Regions from separate parts of the Homo sapiens genome. Here region 1 is linked to region 2. Evidence: chromatin contacts called from ENCODE Hi-C or POLR2A ChIA-PET data. All regions are on one chromosome and are shown on one strand. Each heading gives the region's core, a stretch centred on a gene start or an enhancer-like site at or near the end of the contact. The rest is flanking DNA. Distances are from core to core; before and after follow the strand shown. Region 1 has its middle 42 kb from the start of CORO2B. Region 2 overlaps LOC105370873 (a long non-coding RNA gene).

Region 1 (2,700 bases), core at 13-2,512, 52 kb before region 2:
AAATTATATATTTCTCTGAATAGTTAAAGGTAACGTAAGTAAATGTGTGACTTTGCTACTTGGATATACTTAATTGTTCCACCTAGATGATACCTACTCTATGAACAAGGCTCCCCGCCACACACCAGAGAGCTGATGCTCAACACATACTTATTAAATGGAACTTACTAAGCTCCAACCATGTATTCTATAGCAGGAGTTGGCAAACTTTTTCTGTACAAGACCAGATAGTAAATATTTTAGGTTTTGCCACAGAGGATCCCTGTAGCAACTACTCAAGTCTGCTGTTGTGGCTTAAAGGCAGCCATAGACAATATGTAAACAAGGCCGTGTTCCAAGAAAATTTATTTAAACACTGCATGTTCTTACTTATAAGCGGGAGCTGAACAATGTGAACACGTGGGCACAGGGAGGGGAACAACACACACTGGGGCCTGTGGGGGAGGCGGTGGGGAGGGAGAGCATTGGGAAACATGGCTGACGCATGCTGGGCTTAATACCTAGGTGACGGGTTGACAGGTGCAGCAAATCACCATAGCACACATTTACCTACGTAACAAACCTGCACACCCTGCACATGTACCATAGAACTTAAAAAAAATTAGCAAAAAGGTCCCAAAACTTTATTTACAAAAACAAGCAGTGGGCTAGTCTGACCTACTACAGCCATGGGCTGTAGTTTGCTAACCTCTGCCCTAAGTCATAGCAGCCAGAGTGCCCATGCTATTGCCTAGTAGTCTCTGGAGAATAATGGCCTCTCCTCTTTCACCCTCCAGATCTCATGTGAGTGTCCTCACAGCCAACTCTAATCCAGAACCACCCTGAAGGGAACTCTGGGAAATGTAGTTCTTGGCTTCTCCTCTTCAAGAGGGTGGCAGTGATGCTAAATTGACAACAGGTAATCCAGCATACCAAGGTGTCTGAATCACCTAAGATTTACAGGCCAAGGTGCCAGGATGACAGAAACCAACTTTTCAGAATCACCTATTGTTCTTTGGATTAAAACACTAGATTAGGCTTGTGTGTGAGTGACACAAAATCCAAAATAAAAGTGCTTCAGTGAGGCAATTTAATTCTGCCTCACATCAGGTAGGTTTGGGGTGGTGCTCCACAGTGGCAGGAGCTCCTTCAATCTCGATACACCACCATTCGTGGTTTCCCTGCCAGCATCACTTCCTGGCTCCAGGTGGCTGCAGGAAGCAGGCCAACATTCCAGCCAATAGGAAGGAGGAAGGGCTGATGAAGGGCATAGCCCCTCCATTTACAAATATTTTCCAGAAAGTGTCTCTGCCACTTCTGTTTCCATGTCATTGGCCAGACCTTAGTCACAAGGACAAACTTAGCTGCAAGACAGAATGAGAAATTGACTTTTTATTTCAGTTTTTATTCAGAAATTTAGTTTTTAGCTGGCCATGTCACAGCTAAAAATCAGTGGTCTATGACCAAGGAAGAAAAAACAAATATTAAAACACTATCAGTGGTCTTTGACATACCAAAGTATCACAATCACACTTTGCAAAGGCTAAGATTCTGAAACCACATCACGTTATTACAGGCCAGTGTTACAGAGTTGCATCATATTCTTACAGGCCAACGTTCTGAAATGCTGTGCTATTATAGACCAGGGATTCTGAATCACTTAAGATTCTCATTGGCTAAGGTTCTAGAATTAAATAGCAGTTTTTTAGGCCAAGATTCCAAAGTCACATAAGATTCCTACAAGCCAAGATTCAAAATCACAAAACCTAATAAACCAACCTTTGCAAGTCACATGAAATTCTTGTGATCAAGCATCCAGAAATATATGAGATTTCTAAAGAACAAGTTCCAAACTCATGCAAGATTCCTACCAGCCAACGTACATGGAGATCAAGATTCCAAAATTAAACTGAACTTCTTGTAGACTAGGCTTCCAGACTCACACAATATTCTTGTAAAGCAAGTTTCTGACGCCATACAGTGTGATTATAGTGCTATTCTGACAGCTATGATCCTGGAATCAAACATATTTTCTATTTCAAGCCAAATTTTCAGAATCACATAATGTTTTAATAAACTAAGTTTTCAGAACCATATAAGTTTATTATAAATCAAGTTTCCAGAAGCACACAAGGTTATAAATGACATAACATTATTAAAAGCCAAAATTACAAATCATATATCATTTTTAAAGGTCAATGTTCCAGAATCACCTGAAGTTCTTTCAACCATTGTATCTAGAAACACACAGCATTCCTAGAGGCTAACATTCCATAAATCCATACAATTCTTACAAACCAAGTTTCCAGAATCAAACGATGTTCTTAAATAACCTGAGTTCTTGAATCCTACATACTGCTTGTAGATGACATTCCTGGTCTCTGGTTCCTAAGTCTCCCAAATGAGCTAGCGATTGAAGTTGACTGTGTCCTCCCAAATTAAGATTCACAAAATATTACCTTTTTCAATGCCAGTGGCAGGTGCTCTCTCTCTCTCAGGAACCCCAACAGATTCTAGAAATGTCCTACGAGAGACAGGAGGAGCAGAGTGGTATCAACACTGTATGAAAGCTTAATAATAATAATAATAATTAGAACAACATTTATTCAATGTCTACCATGTGCCTCATACTAAGTTCCTGACATACTTCATCTCATTTAACCACCCCAGCAACTCTGTGGTTGACTTATCTTTGTAATTAGTTATCATCAATATTCTCAT
Region 2 (2,928 bases), core at 348-2,847:
TAGACAGATAAGTGGATAGATAGAGAGCTAGAGCTAGAGAGAGAGAGTGAGAGAGAGAGAGAGATTTATTCTGGCAATAGTACAATGCCATGGGTGTTGTTATCATCACCATTTTACAAATCAGGAAACGGAGGCCCAGAAAGTTCACATGTGCTGGTCTTTGCCCTCCAGACCCACCCTCCACCTTTCTCCTCCCTGCTCTGTGTCCTGAGGGCTGATCTCTGCCCTCAACTTTACCCACTGCCTTGTCCTCTGGCTTCTAGTTGGACTCAGCCCACAGGGGCATTGGCAGGAGTACAGGGGGTCAGAGTATTTGCCCAGCTTCCTTCCTACCAGCCTTGGTTTTAGCAGAGCTGCTTTCCTCTTCCCCTGGCCACAGGTCCCACCCTCGGCCCCTCTCCCAGGGCTCTAGCTGCCACCACTTTCTTCACATGCCCCTTGCCCTTGCTCCTGACCCCTCCAGTCCCAGAGGTTGCACAGCCTTCTGGGGCTGCCCCGTGCTTTGTGGGTTCTGCACACACCTCTGTAAACAGCCCCTCCTGCAAACTCTGCTCAAACATCCATCTCCTGTGGGACCCTGCTCAACATCACTCATCTGGTAAGAGCTAGAGGCGGAATTCAAACCCTGGCCGTCCAGCTGCAGGCTGCCAAGAGCCTCTCAGCCACTATGCCCGTGCCCCTCATCAGTAAGTGTTGGCAACTCCTGAGCCTGCTGTGCATCAGGGTCTCTGTGCATTGCTCTATGGAATGGGATCCCACAGGACTTGGGTCCTGAGGTCAGTGTTTATGAGGGAACGTGGCATTTGTGACTTTACATGACAGTTGCGCTCAGCAGGGTGGACTCACCTGATGCTCACAGGCCTGAAACTGACAGAGGGTCTGGAATATTCCTGCCATTTGTCTTGTCCTCAGTCCTGACTGAGTGTTCTTTGAGCACTCAGCCATATTTGAGCACAACAGCCATGTCAAAGATGAAAATCAGTCCAGGCTCTTTGCTTTGCCAAGGGGGAAACTGAGGCCCAAAGAGGGGTGTAGTTTGGGCCAGGTCTCCTGGCTCCATATGCCAGAGGAGGCATACAGCTCTGAGCAGGAAGGATGACTGTTTCCATAGGAGAGCGCCAAACGCAAGGTTGGCAGGAGGGGTCGGAGCTCGGCGTCCTCACCACCACTGACATTCCAAGGCTCCTCCGTTGAAAGCTTTATTTGGAGCCTAAAAGCTGGTAATTGGGAGAAGTCAGTGTGACTCATATACCAACACTGTTTTTGTTTTTCCTTTCTTAAAATTCTCAACTACTGGCTATTTTTATTTCAGAGCCAGAATTGATTTCGTGGCTTTCTTTCTCCTCTTCTGGGATTTTGTGCCCTATTGCCACAGAAACCCTGGGCCCCTTCCCCAGCTGTCATGAAGGTGCCTGAGTGATGGTCAGAGAGATGACCGGAGGGGCCCACCCGGCCACCGCAGCAGCAGCAGCCAAGGCGGGACTAAGCCTCCACACCCCACATCTCAGTCGTGGCCAGCCCGGGATGCCTGCCTCTCCTGCCCTGTGGTGTTGCTGTCCTCATATGACCCTTCAGTCCCCCGACATGTGAGTCTCCTGGGGACTCAGACCTGCAGCTCCTCACTCAGTCCCTGCCTTGGCACCCCTCCCACCAAAAAGTCTTCTCCACAGGCCCTGGCTTGCTGCCCTCCCCCCAGACATCCCCTGGTCTCCCCCAGCCTCCCCACCTCTAAACTCATCATTTGTGCTCTTCCTCCACATGGCTACCAAAGTCATCTTTCATTTTTAATTTGTATTTAACCAAAATAACATATAAGCACATTATTTTCAAAAATAGTGCTACAAATTCAGGAATGCAAACTAGGAATATAAATAAACTTTCTTTTTTCTCTGTTGCTCTCCTTCCTTCCTTCCTTTCCTTCCTTCCTTCCTCCCTCTCTCTCTTTCTTCCTGTCTCTCTTCTTCTCTCTTTCTCTCTCTCTTTCTTTCTCTCTTTCTTCCTTTTCCTTTCTTTCTTTCTTTCTCTTTCTTTCTTTCCTTCCTTCCTTCATTCCTTCCTCCCTTCCTTCTCTTTCTTTCTTTCCTCCTTTCTTCTTTCTCTCTCTCTTTCTTTTATTCTTTCTTTATTCAAAGTCTTGCTCTGTTGCCCAGGCTAGAGTGCATTGATAAAATCAGAGCTCACTGTAGCATTGATTTCCTGGACTCAAGTGATCCTCCTGCCTCAGCCTTCCTAGAAGCTGGGACCACAGGAGTGTGCCACCATGCCTGGCTAATTTAAAAAAATTTTTTAGAGATGGGGTCTCACTATATTGTCCAGGCTGGTCTTGAACTCCTAGGCTCAAGCAATCCTTCCACCTTGGCCTCCCAAAGTGCTGAGATTACAGGCATGAGCCATCACACCCAGCCAGAAATAAACTTTATTAAGCTGATAAAAGGGTACCTACAAAAATCCTACCGCAGATGTGATACTTGGAGTACCATGTGGAACACTTTCCCTCTGAAATCAAGAATGAGACCAGCATGGTTGCACTGCCACTTTTATTCATCACTGCACAGCAGGTCTTAATCAGTGACATAAACAAGAACAGACAAAAAGATATGCAGGGGCCAGAACACATTTTCTAAATTCCTAATATTGTAAAAACATTTTTAATTATTTTATTGCTTAAAAAATAATATAAACTACCTCAAATCCTTAGAAGGAGCAAGGTAGATGTGGAAATTAAAGATGCCACCAATTATTTGCTACTGCTCTGGGTCAAATTCCTCTCTTCTTGCAGCTGGACAGGCTTTAGGGACCTGCTTGAGCAGAACATGGTAGAAGTGATGGACTGGGGCTTCTGAGGCTAAGCCATAAGAAGCCTTGAGAATTTCACCTGGCCCTCACTGTCTCTGGGAGCCCTGAGCCATGATAGAAGAAGTCCTTCCT

What was found. A loop is a pair of places that touch in the nucleus more often than their neighbours do. ChIA-PET counts read pairs that join two places held with the same protein, here RNA polymerase II (POLR2A). Pooled maps may share reads with other maps.
Region 1: a map of ascending aorta shows a loop between it and region 2 (2.6-fold over the local background). The contact joins two enhancer-like sites. A Hi-C loop is called at or near these places in 3 of 168 maps with a recorded cell type or tissue (aorta, ascending aorta and astrocyte of the cerebellum) and 3 of 50 pooled maps. POLR2A ChIA-PET finds 5 or more read pairs at or near these places in 4 of 52 experiments (AG04449, BJ, H1 and 1 more).

The regions. Positions count from the first base shown.
Region 1 is chr15:68,535,398-68,538,097 of GRCh38, reverse strand. It overlaps a transcript of CORO2B not described here. Among named protein-coding and RNA genes, the nearest start is that of CORO2B, 42 kb to the left of the region's middle. Within about 2 kb of position 1,262, at least 3 of the 41 ENCODE cell types and tissues checked have a DNase peak (open chromatin) inside an H3K27ac peak, as active enhancers do; they include ascending aorta, where a contact is called at or near this core.
Region 2 is chr15:68,483,485-68,486,412 of GRCh38, reverse strand. It overlaps LOC105370873 (a long non-coding RNA gene), which reads left to right. Exons shown (of 4, transcript XR_932409.3): 3 at 1,313-1,586; 4 at 2,780-2,928. Among named protein-coding and RNA genes, the nearest start is that of ITGA11, 53 kb to the right of the region's middle. Within about 2 kb of position 1,597, at least 6 of the 41 ENCODE cell types and tissues checked have a DNase peak (open chromatin) inside an H3K27ac peak, as active enhancers do; they include ascending aorta, where a contact is called at or near this core.